Linked DNA regions of Homo sapiens: region 2 is linked to region 1. The links are chromatin contacts, found by Hi-C or POLR2A ChIA-PET in ENCODE. All regions are on one chromosome and are shown on one strand. The core of a region is the stretch at or near the end of the contact, and the rest is flanking DNA. Distances in the headings are between cores, read along the strand shown.

Region 1 (3,850 bases), core at 1,238-3,737:
TAACCGCAGCGTCCAGAAGAAGCCACTTAAAGGCAACTGTACCGCACATACAGGAGATGGCGAGACGAGACTGGCTGGAGATGGGAAGTTGTGTACTACTGATCAGGGCTGCATGACCCAAAAAAGGCATCACTCGAAAACACGGCTGTTCCAACAGCAGTGCTGGAAGGCGGCCACTCTGACCCGACCGTCCACCTCCAGGGTCAGCCACCTGGCACCTCTTGGATGTCTCATCCTGGGCACCCCTTCACAGAGTAAATGAGCCTTTTAACTTCAGCCTGTCCTCGCTAGAACACTGACTCCCACCTCCCATGTCCTGAACCGGCCTGTTCCAGGGACTGCTGTGGACAGACGAGCAGGCCCAAGATATCTAGTGGCATTTCCTGGCAAGGACACTCACGATGCTTGACCATACAACTAGGGGTCGATTGGTTTTTTAGACTGACTGTAATTCCCTGGTGGCACGCGTGGATACTGATTCACCCGGGGAGGGGCATAGAGGAGACTGAAGGAAAACCCGTCCTAACCGCGCCAGGTATTCCCGCACGCACCGATATCTTCAGACTTCTGCAGCATCCTCCTCCTACAGACAAACTGAAGCTCAGAGACACTAAGGAGCTTGTCCAAGACCAGCAACAAGTATGTGAGCAGCTGGGATTCAACCAGGTCCTTCCCTGGATCCATCCGCGCTGCTCCCCCTCCCACCCCGAGGCAGCTCCAGATGGACACAGCAGGTCGGAACATCCCACACCCCAAAGACAGACTACGGAGCAGAGCCGGCTTCCGCAGCGGAAACTCACACACAGCCCATTCCCATTCTTGCCGAATATCTCAGGGACTCTGTGCGGTAAGGGCTGCAGGTGTGACCTCACTCTGCGCCAGGAGATCCGGGTGGTAGGCAGTGTTTTGGAGGGTGCTCGTCCAGACGAGAGAGAGGCATCTAAGGGGGCTCATAAGCAGATCCATGAGACACAGGACACCTCAGAGAAGGGCCGACAAACCCCACAAAGTCGCTCCCATCCTGGAGAGCAGCTTGGAGAGGACGGGGCGCCGCAGTCTCCTCCCAGCCCACGCTTCGGCATGGAGAGCAGCTTGGAGAGGACAGGGCCGCCGCAGTCTCCTCCCAACCCACGCTTCAGATGGGTCTCGCTGCAGCCTGTGGTGCTCATCAGGCTAAGCAGCAAGAGGAAGCTTCCCAGGGCAGGAGTTCTCCTTTCACAGCAAAAGTGGCACAGGCAATGCAGCAGGGCTACTTCAGCCCAGGGCTCAGGAACCACGGGGTGCAGCGCGGCCTGCAGCAAACCAGACACATCAGAAGCCAAGGTCCCACTTTAACATTCAGTGACATCGAACGGAGGGAGTTATCTGTAGCAATCGCCTTCCTGGGGGACCCGTACAACACGCATGACCACTGAAACTGACTGAGTCCCTTCTAGGTCCTGGGGGCTACCCCACTTTACACTCATTGGTTCCATTCACAAATCTATGTGGGGCAGTTGTTAGCCCCAGTTTAGAGATGAGGAAAATGCTGCTTGGAGAAACTAAATGATAAAACCAGACTTCAACACACCTTGCCGTCTCCAAGACCCCTGCTCTGTGTCCTAGGGTCTCAGGGGCTGGGTATTCGGCATTTTAAGTGACTAATCATAGGCAGTTTTCTTCTCTCCTGCACCTATATTTAGCCTGAACGTGCACGTACATGCTCAGCTGCAGGTGCACTGCCGTATGTGGACCAGCAACGCTCTTTCCCGCCTGGGGTTCTCGTGACCACCTTCCGGAAAGCTCTCGCCTGCTTTACAGCCGTGCCAGGCAGGCCTGGGCAGCCGCACAGTGAAATTACTGCAGGGTCAGAGCCAAGTGCTGGCTGAGATTTTAACAGCGAAGACAGCAGAGCAATGGGGATAAGCTGAACAAAACTCTATTGCAGCACAGACGGAAATCTAGAAGCAAAAGAAGCTGACACCCCTGAGAGAGCAGCTGACTGCATCTCACTGTGACGTTAACAGCAGCCTGCTGTTTCCAGCGCCTCCGTGTGCCGGGGTTTCCAGTCAGCATTTGTGTTTATCTGCTCTTGAGCTGCCTGATCAAACCTCCGTAAAGATCAGGGATATCTAAATTGACCCAATATCTGCATGCTGGCTGCTCAGAGCTGGTGGTGTGGGACAGCCAGGACATCACTTAGTCATACGGGGGCACAAACATGTCACTTGCCACTCATGTCTTTATCTCATTAAAACCTATTTTCTCCTGAATATTGACCACAGCAAAGTCTATTAGCCTTCGAGATGCAGTTGAAACATCGACGTGCTTTGTTCAAGAGGTTTAAGACACACGTAAGTCTTTCTTGCCATGCTCAATACACACAGCCGTTTCTGAAGTCGGTGTTTCTGGAACAAAAGCCTTGGCCTGCCCCAGTGAACATTCACGCTGAACACACTGTCGCGATGCTGCTTGGCCAGCCAGCAGGGGGCAGGAGAGAGCAGCAGGTGCCAGCGTGGAGTTCCTGCAAACTCGCCTCAATCAAGGGCGGTGTGTCCTGCCAATCCAGCGGCTTCCTCCAAGGGGAAGCGGCCTCTTCAGCTGCCACAGCACTGATTTCAGGCGGCTCAGCCAATGGGGCAACAGATTCAACAGAGTTCCATGTCGTTAAAGGAAAACTTCTGTTACCAGGCAACCTTAATATCAGATTCAACGTAAAATAACCAACAAGATTGTTTCCAAACCAAGGTGCTACTAGTGCCTTATCCTTCAATGCTGCTTAAACACGGAGAAGTATGAGGAAAAAAGAACATAGCATTTACTTCTTAAAAAATAACACGTCTTCCAGGTTCATTTTACCCATAAAGACTTAGAACTGTGGCTTCCCTAGAGGAACGTGGTGGGAGGTGGATCCCGACACTGACCCAGCCTCCCCCCACAAGTCAGTCACCCCTCCACGGGGTTCACACCTCTCCAGGCCCTGTCACCTCAACAATGAAGGGTGGCGGCTCCGAGCTCTCTTCACAGGGAGCACCGAACAGGAGCTAGAGAGAGACACAGACACACCCACAACCGCTTAAAAATCCTGAAATGCAATACATATTTAAGGACTTCATTATTAGTTTTTCAAAACTGTAAGAACAAAGTGAGCCTGGCTTTAACCTGTGTGACACGATAACACCGTGTATATCTGTCCTTTACTGTCTGTTCCTTCTCCAGCTGCTGCTGCCTGGCTGGCCGACTGCGGGAGAAGAGCCTCTGGTACTCCCGGGAGGCCCTCGGTAAAAGCGTGAGCACCACAATCACCTCTCAGGACACCGCACACGTTAGGGTCGCCCACAGACGGCCGTTCCCAGTGCCTTCTTACAAAGGCATGAACGGGCCTCCTGCTCTTTGTAAATGTCAACCTTCCTAAGCAATGTCGTGTTGACAATTTTTAACTGCAGTCCACCTATACTTCTTTGTTTCTGTCTTGTTTTTATCCTAGAGGCATATTATTATGGAAAATTAAATTTGCAAGGTTGAAGCGTTTTTTAAAGTTGACTTCTAATCCTGGAAGGGAAAAAAATGGGCCAGATGTGGTGCTCACACCTGTAATCCCAGCAGTTTGGGAGGCTGAGGCAGGCAGATTGCTTGAGCCCAGGAGCTCAAGACCAGCCTGGGAAACATGGCAAAACCCTGTCTCTACTAAAAATAAAAAATAAAAATAAAAATAAAAAATTAGCTGGGCGTGGTGATATGTATCTAGTCCCAGCTACTCAGGGTGCTGAGGTGGGAGGATCACCTGAGAGGTGATCACCCAGGAGGTGAAGGCTGCAGTCAGCCAAGATTTGCGTTGCTGCACTCCAGCCTGGGCGACAGAGTGAGACCC
Region 2 (3,644 bases), core at 869-3,368, 180 kb before region 1:
TCCTCATTCTTATTCCAAAGCTTGATTTATTCTTTTCAAAAGGACACATAGCCCTCTGTGTCTGTGGGTTCCTCACCCCTGGCTTCAACCATGAATCAAAGATATTCATGAAAAAATCTGCATCTATACCTAACTTGTAGATTTTCTTATCATTAGTGACTAAACAACATAGTACAACTATTCACACAGCATTTACATTGTGTTAGGTATTACAAGTAATCCAGAAATTATTTAAAACATGAGAGAGGAAGTGCATAGGTGATGTGCTCGTATGATGCCATTTTATATCAGGGACTTGAGCATCCTCGCTCTTTGCTTTCTGCAGTGGTCCCGGAACCTATCTCCTCCGTGGACACCGAGGGACGACTTTCTAGCAAATAGTGACCTTTCCAAGGGTTTAATACTTTGAGAACAGGGTTAGGCACATAAGGGGTGAATATCAGGCCTCGAATTTTTACTCTGCTGTAAACTGGCCATTTCATCTTAGTTTTAAAAATTTTACTGTGGTAAAACATATGTAACATAACATTTACCATATTAACCACTTCTTTTCTTTTTTTCTGAGACAGAGTCTTACTTTGTCACCCAGGCTAGAGTGCAGTGGTGTGATCACAGCTCACTGTAGCCCTGACCTCATGGGCTCAAGTGATCCTCCCACTTCCCAAGTATCTGGGACTAGAGGCACGTACCACCATGACTGGGACTAGAGACTAGAGGCACATACCACCATGACTGGCTAACTTAAAACTTTTTTTGTGGAGATGGGGTCTCACTATGTTGCCCAAGCTGGTCTTGAACGCCTAGGTTCAAGCAATCCTCCTGCCTCGGACACCCAAAGTCATTTTAACCATTTCTAAGTGTCCCTGGAAGTGGCTTCCTCAAAAATACACATCAGCATTAATGATTTGCTCTGTCAGAATTGTCAGCACACAACGGGCTTGGGAACCCAGTGTGAATTCCTGGCCAGAGAATTTCAAATATACTTGTGAAAACTAAATATAGTTTCACCTCCCTCCTCATCACCATAAATAAGAAATCAACATTAAGAAAACACAAATCTTGACAGCAGAAACAAATAGAAAACCCAACTCATGATTTCCTAATTGCCCTTACCTCACTCAATACAGCAAATTTTGATTAATTGCTGTATTAGCCAAAATTGATTTTTGGCACTGGCAATAAATTCTGCTATGGACAAGACAAACCTACTTAAGAGCAGGTTGCTTATTCTCAAGACATTATTCTCTGAGAATGTTGGGAACCTGAGCTGTTCTTCAGATCTTAACTTCAAAAAGAATAAAAATAGACATTTTGGTAAGTAATACACATTCGCACATTAGCAATTTGATGATTTCAGATTACTAACCTGACAAAATATACCAACAACTGAAAACTCTCCTAACTTGGGAATTCAACAAGACAGGTTCATCTCACCTGGGGGTCCTGGGTCATACCCTGTCTGCCAGCAGGCATGCCATCCAGCCCAGGGTCTCCCTACACACTTGAGTTACTGCAATGAAGCACTTTATTATTTTTTATTGTTGAGACAGAGTCTCACTCCGTCGCCCAGGTTGGAGTGCAGTGGTGCATTCTTGGCTCAATGCAACCTCTGCCTCCTGGGTTCAAGTGATTCTCCTGCCTCATGCTCCTGAGTAGCTGGGATGACAGGCGTGTGCCACCACGCCAGGCTAATTTTTGTATTTTTAGCAGAGACGAGGTTTCATCATGTTGGCCAGGCTGGTCTCAAACTCCTGACCTCAAGTGATCCACCCACCTCAGCCTCCCAAAGTGCTGGGATTACCTGCATGAGCCACCGCACCCGGCCTATTCTTTTTAAAACACCCGTCGGCTTTATTTAGGTATACTTTGCATACCCTAAGTTTCACTCATTTTAAGCACAGAATGGCTTTTAATAAAATTGAAGAGTTGTAAAATGGTCACTACTCTAGAACATTCCCATCACCTGAAAGGGATCCCGTGTCCATCTGCAGTCAGTCCCATTTCCAGCCCTAGCCCCAGTCATCATTCTACTTTGTTTACAAATTTGCCTTTTCTGGACACTGCCTACCACACAGCCACACTTCCCTCCCTCAGCAGGTGCTTCTGAGCTCATCCTGTGCAGAAGCACCCACCATGTGGACGTGGCAGGCGTCACCTGTTCAGTCACCTGCTAGCGGATACCTGGATTGTTTCCTTGTGTTGACCGAGGTTCCAGGGAACTTACACCAAGTCTCTGAGTGGATGTTCGCTTTCCTTTCTCCTAGGAGTGCAGCTGCTGAGTCAATGCAGCAAGTCTGCTTAATTAAGATCATGCCAAACAGTGGCTTCCCCATTTTACATTCCCACTATCAATGTATGAGAATTCGTTTTTCCACCTTCTTGGTTACTGTTGCTTTGCAGTGTAAGTTTTGAAGTCAGAAAACACGAGCTCTCCAACTTTATTTCCTGTGTTTTCGGTGACAGCATTCTAGTGGGTGTGAAGTGGTATCTCACTGTGGTTTTAATTTGCATTTCCCTAATTAACGCTAGGTATCTTTTCACGTCCTTATTGGCCATTTGTATGTCTTCTTCTGGTGAGATATCTATTCAGATCTCTTGCCCGTGTTTATGTTGCTTGTTTCTGAGTTTTGAGTGTTTATTACATAGGCTGGGTGCAGTGGCTCACGCCTGTAATCCCAGCACTTTGGGAGGCTGAAGCGGGCAGATTACTTGAGGTAAGGAGTTCAAGACCAGCCTGGCCAACATGGCAAAACACTGTCTCTACTAAAAATACAAAAAAAATAGCCAGGTGTGGTGGTGCATGCCTGTACTTCCAGCTACTTGGGAGGCTGAGGCAGGAGAATCACTTGAACCTTGGAGGCAGAGGTGGCAGTAAGCTGAGATCAAGCTACTGCACTCCAGCCCGGGTGACAGAGCAAGACTGTCTCAAAAAAAAAAAAAAAAAAAAAGAAAAAATTTATTACATAGGTGCTTAGAAGTGCTTCATGAGATTTATAATTTGCAAATATTTTTTCCCAGACTGTGGCTTGTCTTTCTACTTAATTCTGTCTTTTGATATACAAAAGTTTTAAATTTTGTTCCAGTCCAGTTTATCAGTATTTATGTAGTATACCTTTGATGAACTCTGTGCCTAACCAAGATTATGAAAATTTACTCCTGTGTTTTCTAAAATTTTTATAATTTTTGCTCTTACATTAAGATCTATGATCCACTTGAACTAACTTAGGTATATGACGTTGAGTCAAGGTTTAATCTTTTTTCCTTTTCATGTGAATGTCCGAATTTCCCAGCATCTGTTGTTGGAAAAACTTTTCTTCATTGAATTGCTCGGGTAACTCTATTAAAAAATTATTTGACCATAAATATAAGGGTTTATTTCTGGACTCTCAATTCTGTTTCTCATATATATAATCACTCTATCTCAATGCCAGTACATTGTTCTGGTTATTGCAGCTTTGCAATATTTTTGAAATCAGGAATGAGAAGTTCTGAATTCTCCAATTTTGTTAACCTATTTTAAAACTGCTTTCACTATTGTGGGTCCTTTATATTTACTTCAGGATATTATCAATTTCTGCCCCAAAAAACCCCCAAAAAATAGCCTGCCAAGATTTTGGTAGGAATTACATTGAACCTATAAAGCA

The links. A loop is a pair of places that touch in the nucleus more often than their neighbours do. ChIA-PET counts read pairs that join two places held with the same protein, here RNA polymerase II (POLR2A). Pooled maps may share reads with other maps.
Region 2: a map of OCI-LY7 shows a loop between it and region 1 (5-fold over the local background). The contact joins two enhancer-like sites. A Hi-C loop is called at or near these places in 1 of 168 maps with a recorded cell type or tissue (OCI-LY7) and 4 of 50 pooled maps. POLR2A ChIA-PET finds 5 or more read pairs at or near these places in 1 of 52 experiments (OCI-LY7).

What each region holds. Positions count from the first base shown.
Region 1 is chr10:508,729-512,578 of GRCh38, forward strand. The region is part of intron 1 of DIP2C (disco interacting protein 2 homolog C); the gene reads right to left. Among named protein-coding and RNA genes, the nearest start is that of DIP2C-AS2, 120 kb to the right of the region's middle. Within about 2 kb of position 2,488, at least 13 of the 41 ENCODE cell types and tissues checked have a DNase peak (open chromatin) inside an H3K27ac peak, as active enhancers do; they include OCI-LY7, where a contact is called at or near this core.
Region 2 is chr10:331,378-335,021 of GRCh38, forward strand. The region is part of intron 29 of DIP2C (disco interacting protein 2 homolog C); the gene reads right to left. Among named protein-coding and RNA genes, the nearest start is that of ZMYND11, 200 kb to the left of the region's middle. Within about 2 kb of position 2,119, at least 4 of the 41 ENCODE cell types and tissues checked have a DNase peak (open chromatin) inside an H3K27ac peak, as active enhancers do; they include OCI-LY7, where a contact is called at or near this core.